2 separate regions of the Mus musculus genome follow, and region 1 is linked to region 2. Evidence: chromatin loops called from intact Hi-C (ENCODE). Cell type or tissue: heart. All regions are shown on one strand. Each heading gives the region's core, and the rest is flanking DNA. Links, peaks and the distances in the headings are about the cores only. Region 1 has its middle 100 kb from the start of 9530026F06Rik. Region 2 has its middle 170 kb from the start of 9530026F06Rik.

What was found. A loop is a pair of places that touch in the nucleus more often than their neighbours do. Peaks named below come from ENCODE experiments on the same cell type or tissue, not always from the same donor. Only the 100,000 strongest peaks of a DNase experiment are listed, where the experiment ranks them.
Region 1: it touches region 2 in a loop (4-fold over the local background); 5 of 42 quality-filtered maps call a loop at or near these places.

The regions. Positions count from the first base shown.
Region 1 is chr1:61,274,875-61,280,257 of GRCm38, reverse strand. No RefSeq gene overlaps it. Among named protein-coding and RNA genes, the nearest start is that of 9530026F06Rik, 100 kb to the left of the region's middle. In heart, for the core only: no CTCF peak of the experiment used is centred there; a DNase peak (open chromatin) is centred at 2,877.
Region 2 is chr1:61,204,773-61,210,155 of GRCm38, reverse strand. No RefSeq gene overlaps it. Among named protein-coding and RNA genes, the nearest start is that of 9530026F06Rik, 170 kb to the left of the region's middle. In heart, for the core only: no CTCF peak of the experiment used is centred there; a DNase peak (open chromatin) is centred at 2,965.

The DNA of each region.
Region 1 (5,383 bases), core at 217-5,216, 70 kb before region 2:
CATGAAGCTCAAGAGGAAGGAAGACCAAAAAGTGGATGCTTCTGTCCTTCTTAGAAGGGGAACAAAATAATCAAGGGAAGTAGAGGGTGGGAGGGACTTGGGAGGAAGTGGGGGGGGGGGAGAATCAGGTATAGGAAGAAATGGAGGAGATGTACAGAGGGTCAAGAAATTGAACAGAGGTATGTAGAAATGGGGGATGGGGAACTGGGGGTAGCAACAAGAAAGTCCCAAATACCAGGAAAGCAAGAGCCTCCCAGGACCCCACAGGGATGACATTAGCTGAAATACCCTACATAGGGGAGGGAGAACCTGTAGAGACCATATCCAGAGATTAGGCATGGCCCCCAGGTTAAGGGATGAGGCCACTCACTCATTTCAAAAATGTTAACCCAGAATTGCTCCTGTCTAAAGAAAATACAGGGACAAAGAGGAGATCAGAGACTGAAGAAAAGGCCATCCAGAGACTGCCCACCTGAGGATCTATCTCACATGCAAACATCAAACCCAAACACTATTGCTGATGCCAAGAAGTGTTGTTGACAGGAGCCTGATTTAGCTGTCTCCTGAGAGGCTCTGCCTGATGCTGACCAATACAGATGCAGATGCTCACAGCCAACCATTGACTGAACACAGGAACCCCAATGGAGGAGTTAGGGGAAGGACTGAAGGAGCTGAAGGGGACTTATCTGGCATCAGTAGGAGGGGAGGCCCTTGGTCCTGTGAAGGTTTGATGCCCTAGTGTAGATGAACGCTAGGGCATAAAGGTGGGTGAGTGGGTGAGCACCCTCATAGAAGCAAGGGGAGGGGGTATGGGGTATGGGGTTTTTCAAAGCGGAAACTAGGAAAGGGGATAACATTTCGAATGTAAACAAATAAAATATCAATTAAAAATGGAAGATTAAAATTATGGTTCTTTAAAAAGACTTTTAGCTTGTAGTCAGTTGTAGTCACACACACACACACACACACACACACACACACACACACACACACACACAGAGCCATCTTTTCTAGCAGTGGATACTATTGATTTCTTTTCTAAGGATACTGAGACTGTCCTCCCCAGACCCTCTCATTTACCTTTTCCTTGGCTTTAAGGCATGGTCCCTTATTCCCCTGAGCTAGTGTAGATATTTACTTCTAGACATTTCCCAGATGTGCAAAGCCACGGGGTGCAATCATAAGAAAAGCCTAAGTGAAAAGCTAGAACAGAAGACAATATCTAAAGAGAAGCAAAGGTAGAATAAAGAGTAGAATCGCATCAGAAATGTAATCACAGGCTCTGGTCACCCTGATGTCATATACGTGCCCCACTGAAGGGTTGGATAGACAATAAATTCGCTCTACTGTCTGTGGGTCCTCACGAGCAATATTAGTTACCAGGAAACTAGAAAAAAAATTGACCAAGAGACTTGCTTCTCAACCTCCCAGTCTTCTCCTGTCAGTGACCCTCTTCTCCTGTGTGTCCCACGGTCATCGTCTCCATTTCAAAACTGGCCTTCTAGCCAGACCCAAGAGTTTTCTTTTTGCTCCTGACATTATTTCCCAATGGAATTTTCTTTTTCCTTTCAAATATCCTCAGGTCTTCACAGTCTCTTACATTGCACTATCCTAGACTGTTATTTCTTTGTCTTTCCTCCAAGAAGGTTATCTCCTTCTTAGCCCTTAAATATCAGGATCTCAGAGGTTAGCCCATGAGCTCCTATGCCTCAACGCTTTCACTACCATCCTCATAACTCATTTTTTTTTCTTTTTCAGGTATGTATGGTAGAATTTGGCCTGAATCTATAATTAAACCACCCTTTGAACATGTAGAAGACCAAGAGAAGGAGTTGAGTTGCCCAGGGTTGAAAACTGGACAGTAGCATCCTGCTTCGAAGGAAGCTACCCATGATGCATGTAGAATGGAATCTTTTAGTCTCAGCACGTTACATAATTGCTTACGGTCCCCAAGTGAATGCATTATTGTGTATCTTGGTCTATAGCTGTCTATGTGGCCAGATTGTAAGAATTTTTATCATACATCTTTGGCCACAAAAAATATGAAATCTTTGTTTATAAACACAATCTTTTTAATCATAATTATACCACTGTGGCCAGGAAAGTATTTTTGAATCAAATCATGTTAAGCGAATTTTATTATTTGATCAATTTCTCTATATAAAGCACTTAAACAATTTCCACTTTTTTTTCCATTTTCATTTAACCAAAATTGTTTTCAAAATCAATCCTTTCTCATGAATTTTATGATGATGATTCAATTTATCCATCAGGTTTCTTCCACAAACATATCAAATGTTGCCTATTATACCTTCTGCTATTATGAGTTCCCTCTTATGACTCTCATTCTCCTGAGTATAATTGTCCAGGGTCAAATTTTACACATAAAATTTTTGTTAAAAATATTTCACTCGCCTGTTACTTTCTAGTTAAGGAAACATTATCCCATAGGTAGTTTTAGTCCTTGTCAGTTGCTCCAAGCAAGTTTATTTTATCTGAAATCCACTTTTGAATTTTCATTGTTACAGAAGGGATGACTCCTTCAGCTATTTTTATTTGTCATAAATTCTATTGTTTACAAGCTTGACCCCTTGCCGATTTTGTTTTGTGTGTGTTTTTTTCTGTGTTATATTAATTATAGACAAAAGGCTGAAGTTTTTCATTTCATGAATATAGGCCCAAATGCCAGGGAAAGTCCCACTGAGTTTTGTTCTAGACACTTGGGATATGTGTGGGGAAGCAGATAAGCCCTTCTGCTCTTAGGTAATTTCCTTCCTGATGGGGGAGAGAAGACAGCATACAAGCAAGCAAACAAATGTGAAAAAAAACATATTGAAATAAGGACTGTGAAAAACATTAACACTGTATGACCGTGACAGTAGAGGCGTCGTGTGAGAGTGCTTGTCCAGAAGAGACAGGGCTAATCTGTGAGCTGAGACCTGAATGAGCCACTTACATGGATAGGAGATGTGCCTGAACAATTACATTTGCTAAAATTATTACTTGTGTTTGCTGCTTCTCACTGTCCCCTGGTGTGGGCCATGTCTGATGTCCTTGGTGGACTGAAGGAACAGTTGTGGAAACATGCCTTTCATTTGTCTTCCATTTTGCCCTTCACTACTGCGAATTGATTGTTCCTTAAGATTTTGTATCATCAAATATAAATGAGATTTAAATATGGATTTTCTTTCTGATAAAAAAAGTATAATTTTAAAGCTTAAAATACTGAGTTCTTCCTAGAGTCACATGAGTCTGAGGCTCTGAATATGAACACATACCCAGAGGGCAACTGTGGGCCTTTCTCTTTCAGTGAAACTTGCAGCTCATGGGCAGGTGTTACAAACACTCTTGTTACAGAGAGAGGAGAGAGAGAGAGAGAGAGAGAGAGAGAGAGAGAGAGAGAGAGAGAGAGAGAAGGAAGGGACACGGATGGAGGGAGGGAGGGAGGGAGAGAGAGAGAGAGAGAGAGAGAGAGAGAGAGAACAGTTAACAGCTGGCCACACAGAGATAGACGAGAGAGAGAGAGAGAGAGAGAGAGAGAGAGAGAGAGAGAGAGAGAGAACAGTTAACAGCTGGCCACACAGAGATAGACACCATGGCCATCTGTGGCTTAAATGGCAGTCACAGTTATGTTTGCACTTTCCCCAAGGACATTAGCTCAAAAACATGCTCTCGTTCCTTCTCAGGGCCTGCAAGGGCACTCAGGGAGGGACAGTGGACTTTTGGTTGTACCTTCCATCTGAAGGGATAAAGCAGCTGTCTTGTCCGTCCCTTCCTGCCCCCTTCCCATTTTTGTGATGTATAAATTGACACATCCATGCCCTCTGACATGATAAGTCAGCAAAGCGTAGGTTTTGTTTAGAGAGACCATTTAAAACAAACAGATGAACCACACACAATATTTTTACTTCTAAGAATCTGGACTACTTTGCATTAACATCGAATCATTGAAAGGGCTCCAAGGAAAACTGTATAATGTAACATAGACTGCCAATGCTTAAATTTTTCTTTCCTTATGGAATCACAAGTAACATGCTTAAAATAAATAAATAAACACAGCCTCTACTTAGGAGTTTAGATTTATGTGTTGTGGTTACATATAAAACAGCAGGAATAACATTTAAATCATTTTGGTTTTGCATTCTCAGTGAAAAATTTGTCATGGTGAATACATACCCTAGGGAAACATTAACATTTGGGTGATTTTTCTATTACTGTGAAGCATTAGCAAGTCACTTGGCCACTAAACTCTTGTATTTCCTTTGGACAATTCAATATGCTCATCTACTTGTCTGCATCTTATACCCATCACGTGCCAGCAAATCTTTAGAGCTCAGAATAGAAAAATAAGAATGATAGGATTTCTACCCTCAAAAATGCATTGGCTATCAAGAGGGAAGCATAAAAATAAACAACTATATTGTGTGTTCTGTTAAGTACCCCAGTCTGTGTTGTCTTTTGGTCAATGCAGCAATAACATGTGACAAACACCGTGGCTGTAAACAATGCAAATCCACTCTTCCAAAGTTCAGGAAGTCAGTGAACCAGCTCCCTTGGGAGGCTTTGCAGAGAAATCCAATTCTTTATCTTGCCCAGCCTACAAAGGCTGCCTTGACTTAGCCTCTTTCTTCATCTTCACATTGTTCTCCTTAATCTCCGGCTTTTTACTATAGCCTGTTTCTAGACTTTCCCTGTCTTGCCTTTTTCTTATAATGCCCCTTTCCAGCTTTATTTGTGTAGGTTTTGTGCAGGCAACAATGGCCACTGTGCGGTCATAGGTCATATATGTCCCTGTCCCTTGCCAAAGGTACTGCTTCGCACCATTCCTCCCCAGCCCTGGTGCTCAGTCTTTCTGCTTCTTTGTCCATGGTGAGCCCTGAGACGTGAAAGGAGAAGGTGTGATATAGATGTACCATTGAAGCTGACCACACCACAGTCAGGTATTCTCTGCGCTGTAATCAGTTGTGCGTCTCTGCAATGCAACCACTATTCATTATAAAAATAAGCTTCTTCTGAGGGGAGTTGAGCTTTATTAATCTTTAGGTTATTTAAAGATAAATATTTAGAAGACAGTGTGGTCTATGTCCACTTAGCAAAATAATAGAAGTATGCTCTACCCTAGGTCATACCCATCCAAAGAACCCATGCCTAGTTCTGTCCTGGAGTGGGACTTAAATATAACCAGAAAGTGACTACCCCACTATATTTGTGCCACTAATGCACTGGTAGACAAAGCTTATCAGGCCAGTTGTGATGGTGGCTTTGAATTACAATGGTTGCCCATGAACGATCTAGGATAGTTTCCTAGTCCTTAATTTAGGCACACTCACAAAGTCTCCTTTCCTAAGAACACATCCACAAGTTCTGGGTTTCTAATACTGAT
Region 2 (5,383 bases), core at 138-5,137:
GGCAAGCTCTCTTCTTGCAAGGCAGGTACCCAGATATCTGGTGTTCGAACCAGACTCCTGGCAGAAGTTGTGTTCCACTCACTAGAGGTCTTAGGATCACGTGTGGAATCCTGTGTGGGCCCTTGCGGGTGTCAGGCGACTCAGCTGGCAAGGTAGCCGGGGCTTGAGTGGAGTGGAAGGGGTTTGTGCCCCAGATCAAGCCCAGGTAGCCTGCTTCCCTATGTACCGCAGTCTCAAGTTCCACGCGATTGGATTGGGGTAGGCGCTGTGTTCCACTCACCAGAGGTCTTAGGGTCCCGTGGGGAGTCCCGTGTGGGCCCTTGCGGGTGTTGGGCAAGACTCTGCTGTCAAGGTAGCCCGGGGCTCGAGTCTCGAGTCGAGCGGAAGGGACTTGTGCCCCAGATCAGGCCCGGGTAGCCTGCTTCCCTATGTACCGCAGTCTCAAGTTCCGCGCGATTGGATTGGGGCAGGCACTGTGATCCACTCACCAGAGGTCTTAGGGTCCCGTGGGGAGTCCCGTGTGGACCCTTGCGGGTGTTGGGCAAGACTCTGCTGGCAAGGTAGCCCGGGGCTCGAGTCTCGAGTCGAGCGGAAGGGCTATAGGTATCTTCTTGAAGGATTTGTACTATGTTTGGAGTTAGCATTAACATAGAAATTAAAGAATTCCACGAATACAAGAAAGCTTGCGATTTTCAGGACAGAGTAAGTGCTCTGGTTCCACTCACACAGAATTGGTCATTACTTTCTGTGGTTTTCTTTGGAGCTCCCTGCCCCCCTTATAATGACAGTGGTCCAGTTATCATTCTGGCTCTTATAGCTTATGGAAACAGAAAACAGTGGGAGAAACTTTTCCATTCATTCGTTGTTCTTGTTTTGGAGGTGGAAATCAGCCTGGCGAGCTGTTGTTGAGCACACAAACACACTAGGAGTCTCTACTCACTAGCTTCCCTGCAATTAGTAATCAAATGGTTAAGTTTGGCAGGAGATTGTAAATAGAAGTCACTGTTTTACCAATGAGTTCACTCAAGATCATTTGCTGTGTTTCATTTTCTCTCATAGACATTTCCTTTTGGCTAACTAGAATGTAGATATGCAGCCAAGAAAGGTTCAGCCAAGTGAGTAAGGATGTCATAATAGATGTCAGAGCAACATGGTAGAAGGAAAAGGGGTCCCTAGTTAATCTTAAAGAGCAAAGCTGTTTATACTGGGTGTTTTACCTGACATTGTTTTGGGTTTTTTTTTTTTTTTTTTTTGGTTCTTTGTTTACTTTGATGGAAAATGTTCAATTTGATGGAAAATTAATTATTTTTGAGTCATATTCTTGGTATCTTTTGTTATAGCTGCTTAGCCAATACTGGACCTAATACATCTTTTTAAAATGTATTCCAATATTCTCCCTCTGCTTGGTTGACTCATAACTGGTTGACAAGCTGGCTCCTTAATCCATTAATGCCTACTCCTCAATATGGCATTTAATTACATTTGATGACTTTGAGGGACAGCAAAACTAGTTCCCTTTGGGCACAGGATTATCTCAAGTCAGAGTTAATAGCCTTAATGGTTTAAAATGGCACTAAATGGTTCTCTACATTTGGGGAAGGCCATCTGGTCATTTGCAGATAAGCATAATAATAAGCACCCGGGCAGATTTCCACATATGGGCTGAGATGCAGACATATTCCAAATTATATACACTATAAAATTTACCACCCCTCACTAAAATCCAAATCACAAACTATCCCTTACTTAATTTGCAATAATGAGTTGTCACTCAGTCAATGTGATTGAAATGAGTTTGTCACAAACAAAGACCCCACTAACTACATACTCTAATCAAGGTCAAAAGACAATCATAGTTTTGGGAAGAGCTTTTGAACATTCACATCAGTCAAGGACCTCAGCTGTGTCCAAGAGCCTACATGCACGCACGCACACACACACACACACACACACACACACACACACACACACACACAGAACACAGATCTGTTTAAAGTTGAGCAATGACAGTTGGGTAAAATCATGTTCTAGAAGCATTTCCATCTTCTGAGTGTGACTGATGAGTTATGAAAGAAAGTTGAAGGAGTCATAAACTAATTTCTGTGTTGCTGTAACATTTGTTTCCGTTTCCTGCCTCCCTTTTTGTCAAGGTTTTTAGACAGGTTGAATATAAACCTTAAGAAACCTTAGCATTGAAATGTCCATAATGATCCTCACTACTTCATAGGAATATTAGGAAGGAAACACAAAGGGTAACCAGCAAGGTCCTGAACCTTCCCGTTAACATTATTTGAGGATGTTTATATATTAATTAATTTTTAAACATTGGTACCTTAAGCTGCATACTTTACCTGACTCATGAGTTATCTGTGAATGCTCCCTTGATCCTGTAGTAGCATTAGTGACAATCCTCCAATTCCCTTTAATGTCTCTCAAAACCCTAAGTCATTTGGAAAGAAAATGTCCTTGTAATGGACAAAATGCCAGAGAGAAAGAGACCAGTGACTGGCTTTCTTGAATGGCTTTGGTAACCATGCCCCAGCTGCTTAGCATGTAGAGCAGAGATTGGCTGTATTGACTAGCTAGCCACTTACCTGGAAGAGTACTACAATGAAAGAATAAGGAAATAGCAGCCACACATGTTAAAATACGAACGAATGAAGCTACTGTATGTGAATCACTGTGGCGTAGTTCTTTCTCTAAAAATCACAGGCCATGAACTGGAGTTAACAGTCAAGGCTTACACTCTGGTAAATGACTGCGTTTTGTTTTATCCCTACTAACTAAAACCAAAGCAATAAACAGATTGAATTTCCTTTGTAAATAGTCTGCAAATTGGGAAGGTGGAGGCGGACTTGATCTTTTCCTGTGATTGGATGGGGTCTCTTTATCAGATGAGGCAGGCCAGGATTGAATGGCTTTGGGCTGCCCTCTTGTATTTTTAAACTTGCACCTAATTTACCATCCGACTTCGCACCTGGGTCTCCTTTGGCAACAGTGTGGTCCAGATTTTTTTGGCCCAATGGATATCTGCTTTTTGAATTATTTTTTTCCCAGATGTACTTTTCATGTAGCCAAATTTAGGCTTGTTTTATCATTTCCTGCCCCTCATGTTTAACCTCTTTGGGGACATTGCGATCAGCTGAGTGTTGACATTTCAGCCCTATTTTAAAGCATCTGCAATTTGCATCATCAAGCAAACCTCTTATACTTATTAATAAAGACAATATGAAATAATATTTCTATCAGAGATTATGCTCTCGATGTGGAAACACTGGCGTTTCTTCAGGGAAACTTCATTTATTCATTCTTGGCCATTTTCAAATCACATTCTTCTTTATCCCAATTTCATTTTGATGCCAAACAAAATAGGAAAACTCACACTGTGGACAATCATTTGCTCGTCACCACACACAGATAGCATTGCCTTTGTCGGCTGATGGCTTAAAGCTACTTAAGTAGTTTCGTTTCTATCAGGCTGGTGTCATAAGTTATTTCCATGTGACTCTTGGCTTCATTTTCCTCTTGGATTTTACATGACTTTTCCCTCTGTAGTCTGGAACTGCTCTCTGTTTTCTTGTTTTACAGGGTTGCTGAACTCTCAACTCCTGCTAGAAAGAGCAAATGGTTTAATTAACATTTTTTTTCTTCTGCTCCTTGAGTGTGTGAAACATTCGGCTCTACCTGCAACCCATTTAGAACAAGCTATCTGTTCTCTGGAGAATTTCTCTGGGCCATGGCTTATTCCTCTGACTCACATCTTCATGTCCTTCCTTTATTTCATTCCCTCCCATTGCCACCAGCTGGATTGGGACCAGCCTCTCCTAGCTGTTCTTCTTGCTTCTTTGCCTCCTCTTCCCATGGTTAGATACATGAGAGCTACGAGGTGGAGAGTCTTGAAAAACGGCCTCAAAAACAGCACTTTTACCCTCCCTGTAGAAAAATCACTAGGCATTAGACTACCTATGGATGAATAGTTCCTGGGGTTTTTTTGTTTTTTGTTTTCCTATCTGGATGCCTTGAAAGCTTTATGGGAAACAGAAGGTGTTATGAGGTCCCAGTTACCTTTCTGCTCCCTCATGATAGGAGTTCCTGAGACAAGAGGAACAATGTGCCTGGACATAAGGTTCTTCCAAATATAAGGGGCAGAATGAAAGAAAACATGGCACCTGCTTAGCTAGGCATACCCACTTGGCTTCCTCTTGGGCTGGAGCAGAAAGAGAAGAGAAAGCCTTACCAATCCCTGGCTAGCTAATTTTTCTATTTACTGGTCAAAACTTGCTGGTGTTGAGCTGAGCCTCCAGACTTCTGGTTTACCCCATTCATGTATGAGCAGAAGCGCCATTTCTCTCTGGGGTCTTTGCCGACTCCCTCAGCTTATCTTCACCTTACCTTTCTCCTGCCACACTGCCTCTGAATATTAGGTAAATGCCTTCTTACTATTCTAATCCTTTTTGCTGGCAAGCTTTGGGTCATCCATTACATCTGCCCAGGCTGCTTTAATCAAAGCAGCACACTCATGTTTAGTTCCATTTCCAGGAGATTTCTATCCTGTTACTTTCTCTCTTTTTTTTTTCATCTTCTTTCCTTTCATCCACAAACTTTTATTAGACCTTTGTGAAGCCAATTGAGATAGCAGGGAGTATACATTATAATTCATTTGAAAAAGAATCAGCTGCATTTTGATGAGCACGATCATTTTGCAAAGCATGTGGGAAACAAAGCTATTGTGCCCCCTCTGTGTGTACAGGGTTGGAAGGCGCAGGCTCATACTTGTCTCTTCTCACCTCGTGGTTAAGCAGTCCAGTCACATCAGCAGCCTGGCACCGATTGCTAGCCATATCTCACCCTCACTATGGCAGGAGGCAATCAATAGGTGGATTAATCACACTTTGGGGAGCTTGCACCCCAGGAAGGAGAGAAAATGAGGTTTGGAAGAGGAGGCTGCAGTCAATGTGTTCTGCCTGGAGTTCGCAGCCTGGTGCACACAATACAGAACCACAAATAAAATCCACTTCACCCAGGACAGTGACCTTGACCAGTTGCGCAATGACACCTTCTAGAGATTTACCATCAGCTTGGCCAGCTGAAGGCCAAGGCTTTAAGCACGTGCACACACACAGACACACACACACACACACACCAAAGATGTTAATAATGTACACTAAAAGTATAATGAGATTTAGTTGATCAAATAAGATTATTTGAAAAGAATTCTCTGTGTGTGTTCATGTTTATATATGGGTGTATACGTTCATATATATATATATATATATATATATATGTACACATATATATACATGTATATATATATGTGTGTGTGTGTTTGTGTATGTTCATGTTTGTATATGTGTATGTGTGTATGTATGTGTATATCTGTGTC